Regions from separate parts of the Homo sapiens genome. Here regions 2 and 3 are each linked to region 1. A link is a contact called in ENCODE Hi-C or POLR2A ChIA-PET data. All regions are on one chromosome and are shown on one strand. Each heading gives the region's core, a stretch centred on a gene start or an enhancer-like site at or near the end of the contact. The rest is flanking DNA. Distances are from core to core; before and after follow the strand shown. Region 1 overlaps ZDHHC3 (zDHHC palmitoyltransferase 3). Region 2 holds the start of ZNF197 (zinc finger protein 197). Region 3 holds the start of ZNF35 (zinc finger protein 35).

Region 1 (3,619 bases), core at 534-3,033:
GAGAACTTTGGATTTTATTCTAAGTGCAGCCGGCAGCCTTCAGAGAGACAGGGTGTGATCTGATTTGCATTGTGCTTGCAATGGAGGTTCAAGGTGTTACAAGTAGAAGCAGGGGGACTAGAGGTATTGCAGTGGTCCGGGCAAGACATGGTGTGGCTCGGACCAAAGTGAGAGCAGTGAAACCAGAGAGAAGCTGTTGGATTTGGAGTCTGTTTTAAGCTATTAGTTTTCAATCCTGCCTGTACCATCTCTTGGAGAGCTGTTTAAAAGTACTGATGGCTGGGCCTCACCCCCAGAGACTACTATAATTGGTCTGGGGGCAGGGCCCTGGGTATTCGAATGCTTTAGAGCTCCCACGTTTCCCTCACATTTACCTCTCAGGCCAGGCCTGAGAATGCAGTTCAGAACTGACAGAATGGAGAGAGATTGGAGAGTATACCTTCCAGAGTCTTAGCTAGAGCAGCCTGGGGAGCACTGGTGCCCATTATTGATTTTGGAGGAGAAATCAAGGCTTATGTTCTAGTCAGACTGCCACTATATTATGTGCAAGGAGAGATGCTAGGTGGGCAGTAGATAGTCAGTCTGGAGCTGATGGAGGATCAGGGTTGGAGAGAGTGTGTGTGGAGGTCATTGGTTTCTGTAAGGCATGTGAAAACAGGGAACTGGATGTTGGGCAGTGAGAGGGGAGCCTTCTGCCCTGGCATTCCCACTGCCCTCACATACATGGGTTCTTTACCCACTGCATTGAAGCGTACAGCCTCTCCAGGGACCTTGGCCAGCTGGCCCTTGCAGTGGATGCAGAACAGCATGATTCTCACTGTGGTGTGTTGCCAGCTTCCAATCCCAAAGCAGTGAGAGGCACAGACTGTATCCTAAACAACAGTTAGCTTCCCAGAGGTGTATTTTGCTGGTAGCCCCAAAGATAACTGGCCCCAAAAATGAAGAATTTGTCAAATATCTACCATTAGTAAGGGAAGCAACTGAGAGCATGTTCTATAGATGTGCCCTATTTTAGGGTCTTCATGCTACCACCTGCCTCTGCCCATCCCCAGCACATGATATCTCATGCAAAACCCAGTATGCAAAACAGAGAGGTGGGGCTGCAGAAGCGGGAGCTCCTAAGGCACTGCTGGGGCACCCTGGGATTCCAAGGAGCAGAGTTGGAAGCCCAGGTGATAAGCAGGTAAGTTAGGGGTTCCTTATTAATATTGCAGTCGTCTTTTTTTAGAAAGTGGTCACTGCAGGGTTCTAAGGAGTTCCCTAATGGGATTATGTTTTATATCTCAAGAATTCATGTTGCACATACTTTTTCAGAACAGTTTATATCCAAAGGTTATAAGCAATGTATGCATTGTGTATCACTTTGGTTTGTTATCATTACTAGTTTAAAATATATATATATACATATATATATATATATATAAAAACCTTGTGGTCTCCCTCAAGCAGTTACTTTACCACTTTCAGCTTTGGAATAATTATTCCAAGTGTAATATCTGAACAATTGCAACCACTATAGCCTTCTGGACCATTTTTCAGTGATTTACTCCAATGTAGCAGTAGATAGGTCCACATAGAGCTTGAAAAGAAAAGGGAAGTGGGAAATGACTCACAGATTTGTAAACAGCCCCCTTGGAAGTGAGACAGCCGTTTGAGAAATAGGGCAAAAGGGACAGGTCTCTAAACAGAGGGAGGAGGACAAATGGACAGAGGAGCAGGGCAGGTGCCTCACTTGACAGGCAGGCTGGCCTGGAGGCAGCATGGGTGTGGGCAGGAGCACAAGTCAGGCTCATGTTTGGTCTCCTGACGCCTTCTCCTTGCCCACTCTGAGGTTGTGTAATGTCATTATAGGGGCTTTCTGTGTTCTGGAAACACTTTAGACGTTTATAAGTCTAGAATGGCTCCATGTGTCCTGAGGAGGCAGCCTCTTGAAGACAAACTGGACTCAGAAACCCTTATCTTACTACCCTTCTCTCTCTTTTCCTCATTTCTTGGTTTCACCACCTTTTCTTTTCCAAATTCCTCATTCTCTGAGCTCCCTCAGGAATCCTGAGGGGCTTCTTTATTTCTGAGACAATGTCTGTCTCCCAGAAGATGCTTAAACGTGACAGATGTAGATTGTTTCTTTTTGTCCTGGCTGCCAGGAAGCTCAAAGCCAAGTGTTACACAATGACAGTAATTGTATAAACCCTTATGATCAGTATATTTTTGCCCCTCCTTTTTTGGATCTTATCGTTTATTAACTTCATAAATTATTTCAAATCTGAGACTTGAGAAAAGGAGGAATATACAGTCATGTGTCACTTGATGGGGATAAGTTCTGAGAAATGTGTTGTTAGGCAATTTGACCATTGTGCAAACATCATAGACTGTACTTACACAAACCTAGATGGTACAGCCTACTGCACACCTACGCCGTATTGAATAGCCTCTTGTTCCTAGGCTACAAACCCATGCAACGTGTTACTGTACTGAATACTGACTGTGGGCAACTGTAACACGATAATATTTGTATATCTAAACATAGAAATGGTACAGTAAAAACATAGTATTATAATCTTGAGGGACTTGTCATTGACTGAAACATCATGATGTGCATGACTGGATTTATAGTCAATTTAACCACATTGTTAAGGAAAAGAAAATTCGTCTGTCTACCTGCTCCCCCACCCCGACCCCTCTTGAATCCCACTCTGTGAACACCTTGCTGTAAACAGACCTCCATGACTATCTCAGACCACTACCGGCCACTGATTTTCATTTCAGCTGCCAAAAGTCATTGAGTGGAAATATTGGGGCTCACTTCAAACATGCAATTGGTATTCCCTTCTGGAGTCTCTTTCAACAGCCTTACAGAGCATGTGCTGTGTTCAGAGCCCAGGTGGCAAGTATTTCCTGGAAGGGTAGCATGGCAGCATGATGTTGGACCTGTGGGAACATAGAAGAGGAACAGCAGGCCAGGTGCTGGATGCAGCCAGAGAAGCGCCTTGTGCATCTTGCCCAGAAGTATTGGCACATTCACTGCATCAGGTTAGGGGACTTGCCTGAGGGTCCATTGGAGTATCGTGCTGCATTCTCCCTCATGCCAGGCAACTTCTCACCCCTGCCCCCGAGCAACTTATAAATCCCAACAGGAAAAGCTTTCTGGCTTCAGAGGGAGGAAAGCAGCCCATTTGGGGACCAACTAGCTACCTTTTACTTTTCTGTGGAGGAGACACATGGCCAGTGATGCAGGCCTGGGGTTGGTTACCATGCTCCTGGGAGAGCTGTTGGAGTTTCTACCCAGACTGGTGGGTGTGCACGGGCTTTGATCCCATGGCCCTGAAACAATTTAAGCAGGTTTTCATTCTTGTTGCTTGAAATGGATGGAATGTTGAGTCCTTGAAATTATTGGCATTTCTTTAGAACCTGTCTCCACTACTTTCCATTGTTTCTTTTTATATTATCATATTATCCTAGATACTTATTGAAACAGCCTTAGTATCCTAGGCCTGTTTCAATCTTAATACTAGTGTGCTGAGGTAGTTGGTGGTGGTAGAATGATGTTGTGACATCAGGCAATTAAAATAAAGTTTTTTCCAAGTCACTTAACAGAAATACCTGGTAATGATATGTTTGT
Region 2 (3,619 bases), core at 487-2,986, 330 kb after region 1:
AATTTGACCTCACTAGGATTGAACCAATTTATAATTTATACTCCCATCAGAAACAGCTGTATGGGAGTGCCTTTCCTCACTTTCACCAATATGTTTCTCAAAGTTTGTGCTCTTCGCCAAATTTTTGACTTGCATTTTGAACGAATTAATATAGAGTCATTTGTATATTTTTTAAAGTAACTATTCATATATTTTGCCCATGTTTCCATTGAGGTGTTGGGTCTTGTTAATTTGTACACACTTTTATCACAGGAAAATTAGTCCTTTGTTTACAATGGCAGCTGCAAATTTTTCTCAGTTTGTCAAGTGTCTTTGTGACTATATATGCCATGTGACTTTGCTTAAAGTGTTTTTTGCCATGCAGTCAATCTTTTACGACTTCTGGGTACTGTACCACAATTAGAAAGACCTTTTTCACTCTGAGCATGAAGAGAGTCTTAAGTGGTGTCAGGACTCTATTAGTGAGAAATGGTGGGGGTGGGAGGGCTGGATATCAAGAAAGGTCAGTTAGGTTTTTCTAATAGTCTAAACACATGACTTAAGTTCTAAACGAAGTAGGGATAAGGCAATTGAGAAAAACTTGGTAGTCCTTGGTAACTGATCTGGGGGTGATGGAAAGGAATTTTTAAAAAGAATTTTGAATAATTTTCAAATAACATAAAAATAACAAATTCTTAAACATACATTTTATTAGCTTCTCACAAAAGGTTTTCAAAGCAGAAGTTAAAAAAAACAAAAGGATCAGAGGAGCGAATCCACTCAAGGCCACTTAGCTAACTGAGACATGGGAGCAAATTCTGAATTCAGGGATTCTAATTCCAGAAGTCCAAAACAATTCCATCTACGAAGAAACTTATGAAACCCAAACAACCCAAACTGTTCTAAAACAACAGTTTCCAAACACCAGTCCACGACAAAGCTTTAATCTGGTAAGCTGCAAAAAGAGAAAACCAGTAACAATCGTCGCTGACAGGTTGGCAATGAGTGTGTGTGTGTGTGTGTGTGTGTGTGTGTGTGTGTGCGCGCGCGCGCGCAAAGGCCAGCATTTATTCTGAGTTTACGGTCTTAGTACTTTGTGTTAAAATGTATTGCCTGAAGTAATGTTGGTATGGGTGGTTTCAAGTTTGAGTTTTTCAAGTTTGATTTTTAAATACCATTATATTACAAAACTAAAAGACTAAAAAAGCTAAAATCGTTCCACCCCTTAAAACAAACAAACAAAAAAATCCGTCCTCAAGAGTCTGGGCGCCACCGGTAATAGGGAAACCTCAGAATGTTTCTGTGGATTAGCCTCAGACAAGACTGAGGAAGAGCAGAAAGGCCTGAGCTGGGGGAGCAGGCTACTGAGGCAGCTCTTCTCAAAGCGCCAGCAGAGTCCGTTAGACAGGAGCACCGGTCCACAAACACACACAGACTCGGAGCTGCTGTCCTCAGTACTTCCCTCGGGCCGGCTGCCTGCCCAGCCGAGGCCACGACGTCGAACCCCAACACGAAGCTGGCGACGGACCATGCCGGGGGTCAGGGCCCGGGAGAGGCTACCGAGGGCTGTGCAGTCCCAGCAAGCTCAGGCCCGCGTCCCGGGCCGCCTTCCCTGCACGCCCACCCGCCCCCGAGCCCACCCCGCTCACCGGGGGCTCCCGCTGCGGCTCCAGCCTTGCGTACCGCCGCCTCGGCGCCAGGCCGCTAGGAGATGACACAGGAACGAGCCCTTCCGGCAGCCGAGGCACAGAATAATGGCCGAGCCGAGAATACTGCGACTTCCGGTTGCACCCCGCCCCTCATCCCGGATCTCTAGGAAGCCACATCTCTATGGTTCGTTTCTTTTCCCAGAACTGGGGAAGAGAGGCGGAACTCCTGAGCCCTTGGGTACTAGTGTTCCTTACATCGAACAAGAACTGGCCGCTGTTTCAGACCGGAAGGGTGCAGAGATGAAAGACAGGACCCAGGGTCTCAGGATGCCTGTTGCCTCCTAAGAGAGTTGGACATTTCTATTTTGATTTGCATTTCAATTGAGGTTGATAGGGAGTGACCTTCACGTCTGAATGACCTGGTAGGTGACTTTTCTGGTCTCTTCTTGAACTTATGCAATTCTCACTATAAATAATAACATGACTTATAAATCACCCTCTTGTGAATTCGCTTACTGTGGTGTATCTCTTGCCCACATGATGACATATTGGAGCTATGATATTAAATAATAATCAAGTTGATGGTGCAAGGTAATGTGCAAATGGTAGGGACATCTCTCCCCTGAAAGAAGAGGTTATTCTAGCTGTCCATCGCCCTGGGTAAAGTCAGGTGTATATAAAGGAAACTGGCACTCTGATCCTCTCTTTGGTCTTCAGTCTCTTAAGTTTGGACTTCTGGAACTGACACCCCTATATGGGACTATGGCTGAAACAAGTCTCCAAAAGGGCAAAGGCCATGTCTGCATGGATCCCATGTATTTAGCACCTAGTACAAAGCTGAAGCCATATAGGTTGTAGATGAATGTTTATTCAATGAGCAAGGTTCATGTTATTCTGTTTATGTCTTTTTTTTTTTTTTGAGATGGAGTTTTGCTCTTGTTGCCCAGGCTGGAGTGCAGTGGCGCAATCTTGGCTCACTGCAATCTCCACCTCCCGGGTTCAAGCGATTCTTCTGCCTCAGCCTCCTGAGCAGCTGGGATTACAGGCACGTGCCACCATGCCTGGCTATTTTTTTTTTTTTTTTTTTTTTTTAGTAGAGACGGGGTTTCACAATGTTGGCCAGGCTGGTCTTGAACTCCTGACCTCAGGTGATCCACCCCCACCTTGGCCTTCTAAAGTGTTGGAATCACAGGCGTGAGCCACCGTGCCAGGCTTATTCTGTTTATTTCTTTATGTTCTCTCCTGGCATTCATTAAACAACATACTTAAACTTCAGCCTTGATTCATTCATTCATTCAACTACTGAGTACTTGCCATATGCCAAATACTGTTCTGGGCACTAGGGACATAGATAAAGAGGTAAAGTCTCTGTTCTCATGGGGCTTACATTTCTAGTGGGATAAACAGAAAACAAATATAAAAATGTGTCAGGTGGTGGTAAATGCTAAGAAATGTGAAAGCTGATCATAAGAATTGGGTCATTTTTGTCATACCTAATAAAAGAAAGTCGAGAAATTAGCTGGGGGAAGCACTCAGGGTACACAACATTGCTCCAGGAATGTTATTCTCTGTAAGCTTGACTGCTGAAACTGCTTATTATAAGCCAAAACCAGTTTTATCTATAGCTTCTGAGATAAGTTGCTGCAACTCTAGGACTAATTTTGCCCACCGCAGTTGCTCACCAACTGGAGCTTGTCAGCTCCCCACACCCTTACTACTGCCAATGAACTTTCTCAAAGAGCAATATGTAACATTCCTCCTTTTTGTAAAACCTCTAACCTTCTCTTTGTTCTTCAGAGAGAGCACCACTTTCAGTTCAAGCCAGAGACTATCTCTCCGAGTTTGTAAACTGATGTTGTGAATAAAACTTTCTTTTCTTTCTTTCTTTCTTTTTTTTTTTTTTTTTTTTGAGATGGAGTCTCACTCTGTCGCCCAGGCTGGAGTGCAGTGGCGCGATCTCGCTCACTGCAACCTCCGCCTCCCGGGTTCAA
Region 3 (3,619 bases), core at 483-2,982, 310 kb after region 1:
AACAAAAAGATTTTTTATTGCCAAGGATACAAAATAATGTGAACAAAAGGATCCCAAGAAAAAGACTGGGAGTCTTTATACCAACGTGTTAGCAGTGGGTAGTTAACTCTGGATGGTGTAATTACAGGTAGTTTTAAGGTTCTTTTCATTTTTTTTGTTTGATTTTTACATTTTCCATAGCTTCCAAATGTCCTGTGAGATAAAATATTACACTTAAGATTTAAAAAAAGATTACTTTCATGTTGCCATTCTTCATGCTTATTTTAAATGCTACACAATAACCTATGGTGTTGATAAATCTTCACTCTCATTGAAAAAGGATCAAGTAATACAGAAATATATAGAATTAAATATATAACCTACACACACTACACACACACACACACACACACACAAAGTACTTATCAGTTTAGATGGGAGTCCTAACCCATTTTCTCTGCATTTACATACTTATATGTTCACCTTCACACATATTGCTTATTTTTCAAAAACATACTTTAGATCATCACAGTTATATACTGTTCAGCAACCTGCATTGTTTTTTAACTCAATTTCCGTATTTCACAATAGTCTTAACAATCTTTCAATACAACACATATAGAACTACCTCATTCTGGCATAGTATTCTAAATTGTGGCTATATTATCATTTACTTAATCATATTCTATTTATGAACCATTTATTTAGTAAAAGTTTATATTTCCATTTTATTAATATTTAAAAGTTTTTCTTTGTAAATATTTTTTTTTTGCTGAATTATTCCTTTAGAATAATCAGAGAATTACTGGTTCAAGGATTTGCTGGTTGATATGTACTGTCAAATTGCTTTCCAAAAGCACCATGCCAATTCACACCCCCACTAATTGACAGTAACCCTTTATCACAGCTAAGCCAGCAGGGTTTTTGTTTTTAACCTGTGAGCAAAATAACCTTACTAGTTTGATTGCTTATGAAGAGATTGAAATTTTTCTTTCTAACCCCCTTTGAATGTTTTATTGGAAAAGGGTGCGAAATCTTATTCAATCCCCTGTTGCTGCTATTGAAGTGATCATACTCTTTTCCCCATGTCAACTTACTGGCCACTTACTGTATACACTGAATTTATTAAGTAATGCAATACTTTCATTCCTGTGACAAACCTTAATTCTGGAGGACTATTCTTTCCATCACTATCCGAATTCAATCTGGTATGAAGGTCCTTAAGACTAGTTCCACCTTGTGTATAAGACTGCCTACAGTGAGTACTCTCATCAGACTTCTGATCAGATTCTGACGGACCTCCGGTCCCAGACGGCACAGGGCCCTCTATCAAAGGCTCCCTTTCAACGTCCTTTCTCTATTTCCAAACGTGGCAATCCATTCTTTCCACGTATAGGCTCCTCGCGGCCCTGTCCCTGGGACCTATCTGGCCCCTTGGCCGGTCCGTGTGCATCCTCTCCCGGACCAGGCCCCAGGTGGGCAGCAGCCGGGATTCCGAGGCGGTGGGGAACTCACTGCCCCCCGCACCCCGACAGACAAGGCTGGTGTCCCCGGGGAAAGGACGCAGGGGCCGCTCCTAGGGCCATGGCCCCTGGGAGAGCCCCTTTTTCTCCCTCGACGTTCGTGCCCACCCCCTCCGACCCCACTCACTGTGCGCAGCTGAGAAGCCCGACCTGAGTTCACTGGCTCTGCAGCAGGAGGCTGGCTGACCGGTACTTCAGCTTCTACCGGCACGAGAACAATGACCGGACAGGAAGTGCCTCGGGATGGGCTTCCGGCTCCCCAAGTCGCCAAGCCGGCCTCTCTAGGAACCTCGGAGGTGCTTTCCTCTCGATGGGTGTCCAATGTCGCCCCAGACCAGGGATGGGGCAGAAGCGCTTAGGAGGATTGTGCTGTTGGAAGCTCTAAGTGAGCCTCAGGGAGGGGCGCATCCCAAGCAGGGATGAGACACTCAGGCGAGGCGCGCACCCAAGAGCCTGAAGCTACACAGCATTAATCTGTAGAAAGCCCTGATAATTTCCCCTCAAATGTTTTATTTTGAAAATATCAGAGTACAGAAGAGTTGAAAGTATGGCACATTGAATACCCGTATTTTCCATGTGGACTCAACAATGAACATTTTGCTATGTTTGCCTGATCTCTCAATACATATTTAAAATCATTTTTTTGAAAGTTGTAAACATCAGAACACTTCATTCCAAATACTTCAACATGCATCCCTTAAGATTAAGAATATTCTTCAAACTACCACCACCGTCACAGGTAAGAAAATCAACAAAAATTCCCTAATACCATCTAATAACCAGTCATATTCAAATTTCCCAACTGTCCTAAAACATGTATTTTATAACTTTTTTTCAAATCAGTTTCACACACTTTAGTTGGTTACAGCTCTTTAGTTTTGGGTTTTCGTTGCCATTGTTGGTTTTTACTTTTTATTTTGAAATGATAGAATCACAGGAAGTTGCAAAGATAGCACCCTTCACCCACTTTCCCCTCATGGTTACATCTTACATAAAATGAAAAAGGAAATCAACATTGGTACAGTATGTGTGTATAGGTATAGCACCTATAGATTTGTGTAACCACCACTGCAATCAAGATACACAAGTGTTCCATCACCACAAAGACCTTTCTGGTGCTACCTTTTAATAGTTCCATCCAACCCTCTCCCCATTTTTCCTCCCACCATCCCTAACCTTTGGCAACCATTAATCCATTTTTCATCTCTATAGTTTTATCATTTTGAGAATGTTATATGAATATTTTCATACAGAATATGGCCTTTTGTGATTATTTTCACTCAGCATTAATTCCCTTGAAATTTATTTGAGTTGTTATGGATATCAATAAGTCAATTTTATTGCAGAGTAACAAGTATTCCATGGTAATACATAAACCACAATTTGTTTTAACCACCTAAGGAAGGATATATGGGTTGCCTACAGGTTTCGACCATTACAAATAAAGCTGCTATGAACATTCGTATACAGGTTTTTGTGTGAACGCAAGTTTTCATTTCTCTGGGATAAATGCTCAGAAGTGCAATTCCTGAAGCATGACATATACATGTGTGGTTTTACAAGAAACTGCCAAATTATATTCCAGAGTGGCTGTACCATTTTACATTCCCAGCAATGTATGAGATCCTGTTTCTCTTCATCCTTGCCAGCAGTTACCACCATTAAAAAAAAAAAGTTAAGCTATTCTGATAGGTGATATCTCACGATTTTACTCTGCATTTCCCTCATGCCTAATGATGTTGAACATCTTTTCATTTGCTTATTTGCTATCTATACTTCAGTGAAATGTCTGTCTTTTGCTTATTTTCTAATTGTATTTACTTATTACTGTTAAATTTGGAAAGTTCTTTATGTAGTTTACATACAAATCCCTTGTTGGATATGATTTGCAAATATTTTTTCCCAACCTGTAATATCATCTTTGTAAAAAGGTCTCTTACAGGGTAAATTATCTTAATTTTGATGAAGTCCAATTTAACATTTTTTTTCCTTCTAAGGAGCATGCTTTTGAGTCATCTGAGCCTTCTTAGCTCAGTCCTAGGTCCTGAAGTTGTTGGTTTACTGCCTATGGATATCCAATTACTCCAACAGTATTTGCTGAAAAGGCGATCCCTCCT

What was found. Hi-C counts contacts between places; a loop is a spot of excess contacts on that map. ChIA-PET counts read pairs that join two places held with the same protein, here RNA polymerase II (POLR2A). Pooled maps may share reads with other maps.
Region 2: a loop to region 1 is called in a pooled map, with 2.2 times the contacts of the local background. The contact joins the promoter of ZNF197 here to the enhancer-like site in region 1. A Hi-C loop is called at or near these places in 1 of 50 pooled maps. POLR2A ChIA-PET finds 5 or more read pairs at or near these places in 3 of 52 experiments (HEK293, activated CD8-positive, alpha-beta memory T cell and naive thymus-derived CD4-positive, alpha-beta T cell).
Region 3: a pooled map shows a loop between it and region 1 (2.3-fold over the local background). The contact joins the promoter of ZNF35 here to the enhancer-like site in region 1. A Hi-C loop is called at or near these places in 1 of 50 pooled maps. POLR2A ChIA-PET finds 5 or more read pairs at or near these places in 3 of 52 experiments (CD8-positive, alpha-beta memory T cell, PC-3 and naive thymus-derived CD4-positive, alpha-beta T cell).

The regions. Positions count from the first base shown.
Region 1 is chr3:44,953,262-44,956,880 of GRCh38, reverse strand. All of the region lies in intron 2 of ZDHHC3 (zDHHC palmitoyltransferase 3), which reads left to right. Among named protein-coding and RNA genes, the nearest start is that of ZDHHC3, 21 kb to the left of the region's middle. Within about 2 kb of position 1,783, at least 9 of the 41 ENCODE cell types and tissues checked have a DNase peak (open chromatin) inside an H3K27ac peak, as active enhancers do; they include PC-3, where a contact is called at or near this core.
Region 2 is chr3:44,623,153-44,626,771 of GRCh38, reverse strand. It overlaps ZNF197 (zinc finger protein 197), which reads right to left and starts at 1,736. Exons shown (of 6, transcript NM_006991.5): 1 at 1,629-1,736. All of the region lies in intron 2 of ZNF660-ZNF197 (ZNF660-ZNF197 readthrough), which reads right to left. The region is part of intron 2 of ZKSCAN7-AS1 (ZKSCAN7 ZNF cluster antisense RNA 1); the gene reads left to right. ZNF197-AS1 (ZNF197 antisense RNA 1) reads left to right here and starts at 1,975. Exons shown (of 2, transcript NR_046658.1): 1 at 1,975-2,050. RefSeq lists an enhancer at 901-1,403 and a silencer at 1,383-1,732.
Region 3 is chr3:44,646,845-44,650,463 of GRCh38, reverse strand. ZNF35 (zinc finger protein 35) reads right to left here and starts at 1,732. Exons shown (of 4, transcript NM_003420.4): 1 at 1,630-1,732. ZNF660-ZNF197 (ZNF660-ZNF197 readthrough) reads right to left here. Exons shown (of 8, transcript NR_147692.2): 8 at 1,993-3,619. ZNF197 (zinc finger protein 197) reads right to left here. Exons shown (of 6, transcript NM_006991.5): 6 at 1,993-3,619. The region is part of intron 2 of ZKSCAN7-AS1 (ZKSCAN7 ZNF cluster antisense RNA 1); the gene reads left to right. RefSeq lists enhancers at 1,250-1,359, 1,440-1,609, 1,488-2,047.